2 separate regions of the Homo sapiens genome follow, and region 1 is linked to region 2. The links are chromatin contacts, found by Hi-C or POLR2A ChIA-PET in ENCODE. All regions are on one chromosome and are shown on one strand. The core of a region is the stretch at or near the end of the contact, and the rest is flanking DNA. Distances in the headings are between cores, read along the strand shown.

Region 1 (3,915 bases), core at 1,273-3,772, 78 kb after region 2:
ATGGAAGGAGGAAGGAATCAATGCATGGCTGAGAGCCGAACAGAGGGTCAAGGATGTTAGGGAGGGTGAAGGGATTGTGTGGCATCTGTGTCCCTGCTGTCTGGAAAGCTGGGACATGATGGGTAGATGGTGGATATTCATAAGGCATGGAAGTGAGAATTGATTCACTGGTGCAAAAGCAGGGGCATTTTTCACCATTAATTTCCAGTTATCACGAGCTTTTATAGCACTGATTTTACAGGGCCACACTGTCAGTTTTTCAAGTCTGATGCCTACTTGGGAGATTATTCCAAGCTTTTCTCTCTGAAAGCCTCAGTTTCCTCATTTGTAAAATGGGAATGACAATAATTCTTGCCTCAGATCCTGGGTGCAGAAGTCAAGTTGGATGTCAACATATGAAACTCTTCAGAAACTCTAAACCCTGGGCAGTTATTGGAAATCTAGAAGGAATGAAACTAGCTTGTGAAAAGCCTAAGGGAAAAAGGGAAAGGGGCAGTTATACCTGTGTCAGATAGGCTCATGAATGGAAAACTTGGCTGCAAGTGGACCTCTTTGTTCAAAACAGAACATTCCTACTTATTAGCTGATTCTTGAAGTGGTCACTTCCACAGGCGTCCACTGTGGTTCTGGTCAGTGGAGGCCTCAGCATGCGAACATTCGCCAGGATGGCAGATTTTGAGCCTGTTGGTGACACCTGGGTCATCACAAACTTAGCGAAACTCTTTCTTCCCATGAAGGGAGATTGATTCCAGAATCTAAGTTTGGGCCAGCAGGTTATTTGAAACTAGCTCTGGGTGTCTTAGAAATACATGGGGAGGAAGAACAAAACGTTTGTCTTCTTTGAGCTTTTGATGGGAAGGCCTTTGAGCCTCTTCCTTTTCTTTTCCTTCCCTGCACCCCCAGGCTCCTTTAGAAAAAAAGGTTTATTGTGAGCTCATAGAATCATAAAATTTTGGACCTGGTTCCTGGTGGGAGGACCTTGGGTTCATTGAATCCAATCCTTCCATGGTACAGCAAAGGAAATGTGGGTCCAGAGTAGGAAGGATGTGTACCTGAGGTAGCACAGCCTTGTCATGTTGGGAGACAACTCGTTTCCTGCTTCTTAGTGAAGATCCTTCAGTCAACTAAGAAGTGGGTCCAAACTCTCCTCTCACCCTTAGGATAACTCTCCAGGCATATAGGATTTCTTGGACCTTCATATTGAGTTTCTTAGGGAGACAGAGCAGTGAGCCATCTGAGGCTTTGTGTTCTCTGCTGCTCCCGTTGTCTGAGTCCTGTGGCCGCTGAGCCCTGCTGCCACTCTTCCCGTCCCAGACTCAGTTACTGCCACCAGGGCTTGGACTGAGGTGAAGCAAGAAAGGAAGCCATCTGCCTGGGCAATTACAGGAACTTGAGAAGAAGGCTTCCTTAAATTTTCACCCTAGGCCCTTCACTTGCCTCACCCTGATGCCAGCCTTGACCTCTTCTGGCATTCCGCAAACGTGTCATGCCCTCTCCCACCTCAGGACTTTTGTGTTTGCTGCTTCTTTTTGGCCTGGAACATTCCATCCCTGAGAGCTGTGTGGCACCCTCACTGCCTTCTGTCTGGGCTCTAAGATCACCTTGGAGGGAACTTCCCTGAGGTGGGGTGGCTGTGTCTTCTGTTTATCCCTCACCCAGTTTTATTTTTCACCCCAGCACTCAACAACTCCTGACACGTTTGTTTACTTCTTGCCTTGACCCTCCATGTGGTATGAATGACGGCCCCTGAAAGTGGCAGAGTGGGGGCAACCCTCAATACATATTGGTTGACTAAAGGATGGAAAGGCTGAGCAGGGGTCACCTGTCTTGCCTCCTCCTTCAAGATGTGACTTTCCATTCCATGGAGTCACTCTGGCTAATTCTTTGGTTTCATTGTCTCCTTAAAAATCTCTCCAAAATATTCAGGCTGAAAGTGCTTTGATGTACCAAGTTTATAGTACACACTCAGACCTTTTTTTAAAAAAATTCACTTTCATCTAACTTTTTGTATTAAAAAATCCTATAATCCCATAACCCACCACCTAGAGGCAGCGTGTTCATTGAGGTTGTTTGCTGTACTTCACATGTGTTTATTAAGACTGCAGTGAAATGGCTGTAAGTGGTAGCTGCTTGTCTGGCAGAGGAAGAGCATCCCTCTGGCCCCATCAGGGATGCTCTGGCACAACAGGTAGGATCTTCATCATTGCCCTCCCCATTCAAAGCCACCATGGCCCCCTTTGCCTGAAGACTGAGGTCTCAGCTCCTCCTCCACAGGGCTCTTGAAGTTCTGCCACACTGGGCTCAACCCCTTCCCAGTGCTCCCTCCCTTTTGCACCCTTAGAAACCTTTGCTCCAGCCAGACTTGTCTCCTCATTATCCTTCCAATATCTGCGTCTGCAGCTTTCTCCCTTAGAAACCTCATTATTTCCACAGCTTCAATTCCCCCACCCCCACCCCATTCTTTGTTTCCAGACCTCAGCTACAGCTCAAATTTCAAATTGCCTGTTGGCATCTCTTTCTGTGAGCCCTGCCAGCAACTCAAACTCAGCATGGCCAGAGCCTGCCTTTATTTTCTCTCCCCAAATTGTCCTCCTCTTTCCTCCCCACATTTCTATTAGGAGTCCCATCATTCTCACTGACACCCAAGTTGGAAATTTCAGAGTCTGATTAGCTTTTCTTTTTCTTTTGCCACCACATCTAGTGAGTCACCACATTCTATCAGTTCATCCTAATGATAGCTGTGGGTATGTTATTAGTCCATTTTCATACTGCTATTAAGAAATACCTGAGACTGGGTAATTTATAAGGAAAAATAAGTTTAATCGACTCAGAGTTCCACATGGCTGGGGAGGCCTGACAATCATGGTGGAAGGTGAAGGAGGAGCAAATGTACGTCTTACATGGTGGCAGGCAAGAGAACATGCATAGTGGAACTGCCCTTTATAAAATCATCAGATCTCTTGAGACTTAATCATTATCACAAGAACAGCAAGGGCAAAACCTGTCCCCGTGTTTCAATTACCTCCCACTGGGCCTCTCTCACAACATGTGGGGATTATGGGAGCTACAGTTCAAGATGAGATTTGGGTGAGAACACAGCCAAACTATATCAGGTATATTGACTAATCACAGACCCACTATGTGTCAAGTAGCATAGTAAGTCCTCACCTAATGTCATCCATAGTTTCTTTTTTTTTCTCTCTCTTTTTTTATTATAAGTTCTAGGGTACATGTGTAGAACGTGCAGTTTTGTTACATAGGTATGCACGTGCCATGGTGGTTTGCTGCACCCATCAACCTGTCACCTACATTAGGTATTTCTCCTAATGTTAACCCTCCCCTAGCCTCTCCACTCCCAAACAGGCCCTGGTGTGTGATGTTCCCTTCCCTATGTCCATGTGTTCTCATTGTTCAGATCCCACTTATAAGAGAACATGTGGTGTTTGGTTTTCTGTTCTTGTGATAGTTTGCTGAGAATGATGGTTTCCAGCTTCATCCATGTCCCTACAAAGGACATGAACTCATCCTTTTTGTGGCTGCATAGGATTCCATGTGACTGTGAAACAAAGTATAAAAACCAATTATTTTTCTTATCAAGATTATAAGGAAAGAAAGGTGAATGTGAGACATTATTCAAGGACCTGCTGTTTTGCTTCAAGTCACAGTTCCTAAGAACCTATTGATAACATTGAGGATTTAGTGTATTGTCCACAATCTCCAAAATGAGGCTGTATGATGCTTAGGGTACAAGTGAAGCTGGGGTAATACAGGGACCCAGGTATTCAGTGGCCTAACTTAAGCAGGTGTTTATTCCTCTCTTCTGTAATAGTCCAGAGGCAATAGTTCAGGGAGAGCAGGACTCTTGTCCTTTTAGGGCAGCTAGGAATCCAGGCTAGTAGGTCAGTCTGTTGTCTG
Region 2 (3,705 bases), core at 998-3,497:
AGTTTGTCTCAGGGAGTCTTCGGTTGGCTTCTTTGCTTAATTGGGAGAGCACAACCAAGAAATACAGAGGTTTGGTGTGCCTTCTGTCTCTAAGGACAGACACAGAAAGGTTTCTGTTGCAGGGAAGAAAATCGGGCCAGTCTCTAACACAGAGCTCTGGGAAGTAGAGGTTTGAAGAGGGTTGCCCACCAGAAGCTAGGAAATACATCTGGACAGGTGCCAAAGGCAGCTCTGTGCCCCAGGTCAGCCCATGCTCCTCTAGATCTTTCCCTATGGTTAACTTACATGATCCTTAAGGTCTACTTTTATACCTAGGTGAGGATGTTCTGGGATGGTCACAGCAAAATAAAATGATTGTTTAAAGCCATGCTTCACATTTAAGCCTCCCTCACTCCATGGTGACATTCATTCATCATTTCATTTATCACCTATTATTACTTCTTTGTTCAGGCTGAACAACAGTAGGGAATTATAAAGGAATCAGACCTGGCCCTAAATACAGGCATTGTCCCTTGCTTGAGTTACACAGTAGTAAAACCACCAACCTCTTGGAGCCTTAGTTTCCTTACTTTTAAAGTTGAGAAGAAAATACCTAATTTATGGCATAGTGATGAAATTTAAATGATACATAATTTGTAAAAAGACCATAACACTATGTCTGGCCCCCCCCAAAAAGTGTTCCTTAAATAGTACTTTATGCCACTAGTAATAGTACTACTACAATAATAACAAGGTAATAAATGCTGTCCTTGGAGTATATACAATGCTGTAAAAACTCAAAGGTATGAGTGTCTGAGGGTGGGTGGAGGTGAGAGAGGAGTCAAGGAAGACTTCATGGAGGAGGTGACATGACCTGAGACCTGAAAAATGGATTATGAGTTTTCCAGGCAGAGAAGAGAACAAAAACCTTTCCTGTTAGCAAGAACAGCCTATGCACAACTATTGAGTGTGCATGGTCAGTGTGGGGGCAAGGGGATGCCTGTTTGCTATCTGCTCACAGGGTACAGGGTGGGAGGAGGTATGGAGTGGGGATGATCTTCTGGCCTCACTGTGAACCTGCACTGATTGAACCAATCCATTCTTCCTCTCCTCCTCCCTCTTCCCTTTCTCATGTCTGCTTTTAGAACATTTTCTTACATGCAGATTCGTTAATGCATAGGTAAGTTTCATGAGGGAAGGAACTTGCCCTGGGTCACATGGTGAGTCCCAGCACCAGGATCTGAGCTCAGCACTCTCCCGTGGAGGCTGTGGCTTTTTCTTAGCTCCTCTTTCTCCATCAGAGCTGACTGTCCACCTGTCAGATCTGCTCATCTTTCCACCCCAATCCTCTGCCTCACTCCCTACCCTGCCTGGCCAGAGGGTTCACTCCTGTAAAGCTCTATTAAAAATCTTTTATGCCACCTTAGTGCAGCCTCCCATCTACCCTATACCATATGCGGGCTTGTTAATTCCTTAGAGGTATACTTATGGCACAACTTTGAGACAAAGGCACAGGTACCCAGGGAACAGCTGCTTTCACTCTGGAAAAATGCCGATAGGTGTCTACTTTCCAGAGAAGGGGCAGGATCAGCAGAGAGTTGGAAGCATGCAAGGGAACAAACATCTTGAACACCTACTATTGCTGAAGACTGTGCTGGGGACTCTTACAGCTGAAACTTGGGTTCAAATCCTGACCATGTTACTAAATATCCCAGGCAAATTACTCACATTTCCCAAATCTCTTTTTCTTCATGTGTAAAATGGATAGTAATGCCGACCTATTCCAGAAAAGGAAGATCAAATCCCCTAGCTGCCTTTGAGAGTCTAAGATTTGAATATTCCCTCTTATCTGCTTAGATTTGGAAGAGACTCTTAGGTTGAACACATGATTCCTTTGTTCATCAGTTGAATTATCTCACTGAAGCTGTGGGGAGTGGGAGAAGAACACTGGCCCTGGAGTCAGGGCTAGAAGCCTGATGCTCTGTCTGCCAACTTGGGAAGGTCTTTATCAGAAGAGAAAATGGATTCCAAGGGGAGCAGCCCCTGCTTGCTCCTTAATGTGCCTGGGAAAGGGGATGCTCAGGCGCAGTGAAGAGACCCACTCAGGTTAAATAAACAGCCTGGAAAAGCTGGAGAGACAGGAAAAATACCCCAGAAGCCTCCTCCTTCCTCAGAGCCGGGTTTGTGTCATCTGTTCCTGGGAGGGGCACACCTTCAGGGAAGGAGCCCTGGACTTGGAGTTAGCAGATTCTACCACCTACCAGCTGGGTGTCCATAAGCAAGTCACTTAACCCCTAAGTTTTCCTCATATGCCATACAACATTCATGTTAATTTCTGGAGGGAAGAATGCTCCGGAACACAGTGAACAGTGTGTAAATCCTACCCCCAAATACCCTTTTCCCCAAGGATTGCCACCCAGCCCCAGGGCACAGCTCAATAAAGTTTCCATAAAACTCAGCTTCTCTGAGTCCAGCTTCAGAAATTACAGAGAGTTGATTCATCACATTGTTTGAATTATGTCAATATGAAAATACAGAAAACCCACAGGGAGTCAGCCTTTTCCCATATATAAAACAGGGTTACAATCCTGTATAAACTTTTAAAAGATAATAGTTTGTATCATATGCATATGATTGAAAAAATAAAAGGAAAGAACAAGAAAAGAAAAAAGTACACATTGGCAAACAATGTAATTCAGGCCGACACCCTGGCTTGGGACTCCCCCTTGCCCTTCTCCTGCTCTTCATTCCTCATCTCCGTAACATCCCCCATCAGTGCCCTGGCAGCAGTAGGCTGGGGCTTTTCTGTGGCTTCAGAGTCCTGCTGCCTCCTCAGGATCCCTGAATTCATCCACTCTTCCCCATCTCCACCGTCACAGCCCACACCTGGGCACCAACATCCCTGACTTGGACCATGGACCACCTTGCAATGAATTGCATTATGTCCACTGAGGCTGCAGTGAGGAGGATAAATGCGGGTAAGAAGCAAGTTGGGGCACATTAATCTGTGCATGTCTGTCCCCAGAGAAGACCTTGAAGAGGCCCTTTGGAGGTGTCAGGATGGAGGTGGAGCCCTTGGACAGCTCTGCCCAGCTCCCCACCCTCATGATCCACCCCTCCTGCTGCTTCTCCTTTACTCTCTCCTATGCCCTGAATTGCTCCTCTCTGCTCTCTCTGCCTGCAAAGTTCTACCCTCTAAACTCCCCTGACCCTATTTTACTCCCGCTGTGCTGTGACTACCCTACTTCTCTTCCCCACCTCAACCCAGGTCAACTCCTTTTGCACTATGTTACCTCTCTCCCTTACACAACAAAGAAGTGATTGTAAATCTGATGAACCTGTTTTCACCTCCAAGCTGTGAGTTCCACAAGTGCAATGACTAAACTTGTTTTGTTTCATCCTCATATCTTCAATCTTAATAAAGAGACTTTGTTTTTTTGAATACAGAGTCCTCCTCTGTTGCCCAGGCTGGAGTGGCATAATCTCGGCTCACTGCAGCCTCCACCACCTGGGTTCAAGCAATGCTCGTGCCTCAGTCTCCCAAGTAGCTGGGATTGCAGGTGCACCACCATACCTGGCTAATTTTTGTATTTTTAGTAGAGATGGGGTTTTGCCATGTTGCCCAGCCTGGTCTGGAACTCCTGGGCCCAAGTGATCTGCCCGCTTTGGCCTCCCAAAGTGCTGGGATTACAGGTGTGAGCCACCACGCCTGGCCTTAAAGTGACT

The links. A loop is a pair of places that touch in the nucleus more often than their neighbours do. ChIA-PET counts read pairs that join two places held with the same protein, here RNA polymerase II (POLR2A).
Region 1: a map of PC-3 shows a loop between it and region 2 (5-fold over the local background). The contact joins two enhancer-like sites. A Hi-C loop is called at or near these places in 1 of 168 maps with a recorded cell type or tissue (PC-3). POLR2A ChIA-PET finds 5 or more read pairs at or near these places in 2 of 52 experiments (activated CD4-positive, alpha-beta memory T cell and activated CD8-positive, alpha-beta memory T cell).

Annotation. Positions count from the first base shown.
Region 1 is chr1:55,582,647-55,586,561 of GRCh38, forward strand. No RefSeq gene overlaps it. Among named protein-coding and RNA genes, the nearest start is that of MIR4422, 360 kb to the left of the region's middle. Within about 2 kb of position 2,523, at least 5 of the 41 ENCODE cell types and tissues checked have a DNase peak (open chromatin) inside an H3K27ac peak, as active enhancers do.
Region 2 is chr1:55,504,689-55,508,393 of GRCh38, forward strand. No RefSeq gene overlaps it. Among named protein-coding and RNA genes, the nearest start is that of MIR4422, 280 kb to the left of the region's middle. RefSeq lists an enhancer at 3,485-3,654. Within about 2 kb of position 2,248, at least 6 of the 41 ENCODE cell types and tissues checked have a DNase peak (open chromatin) inside an H3K27ac peak, as active enhancers do.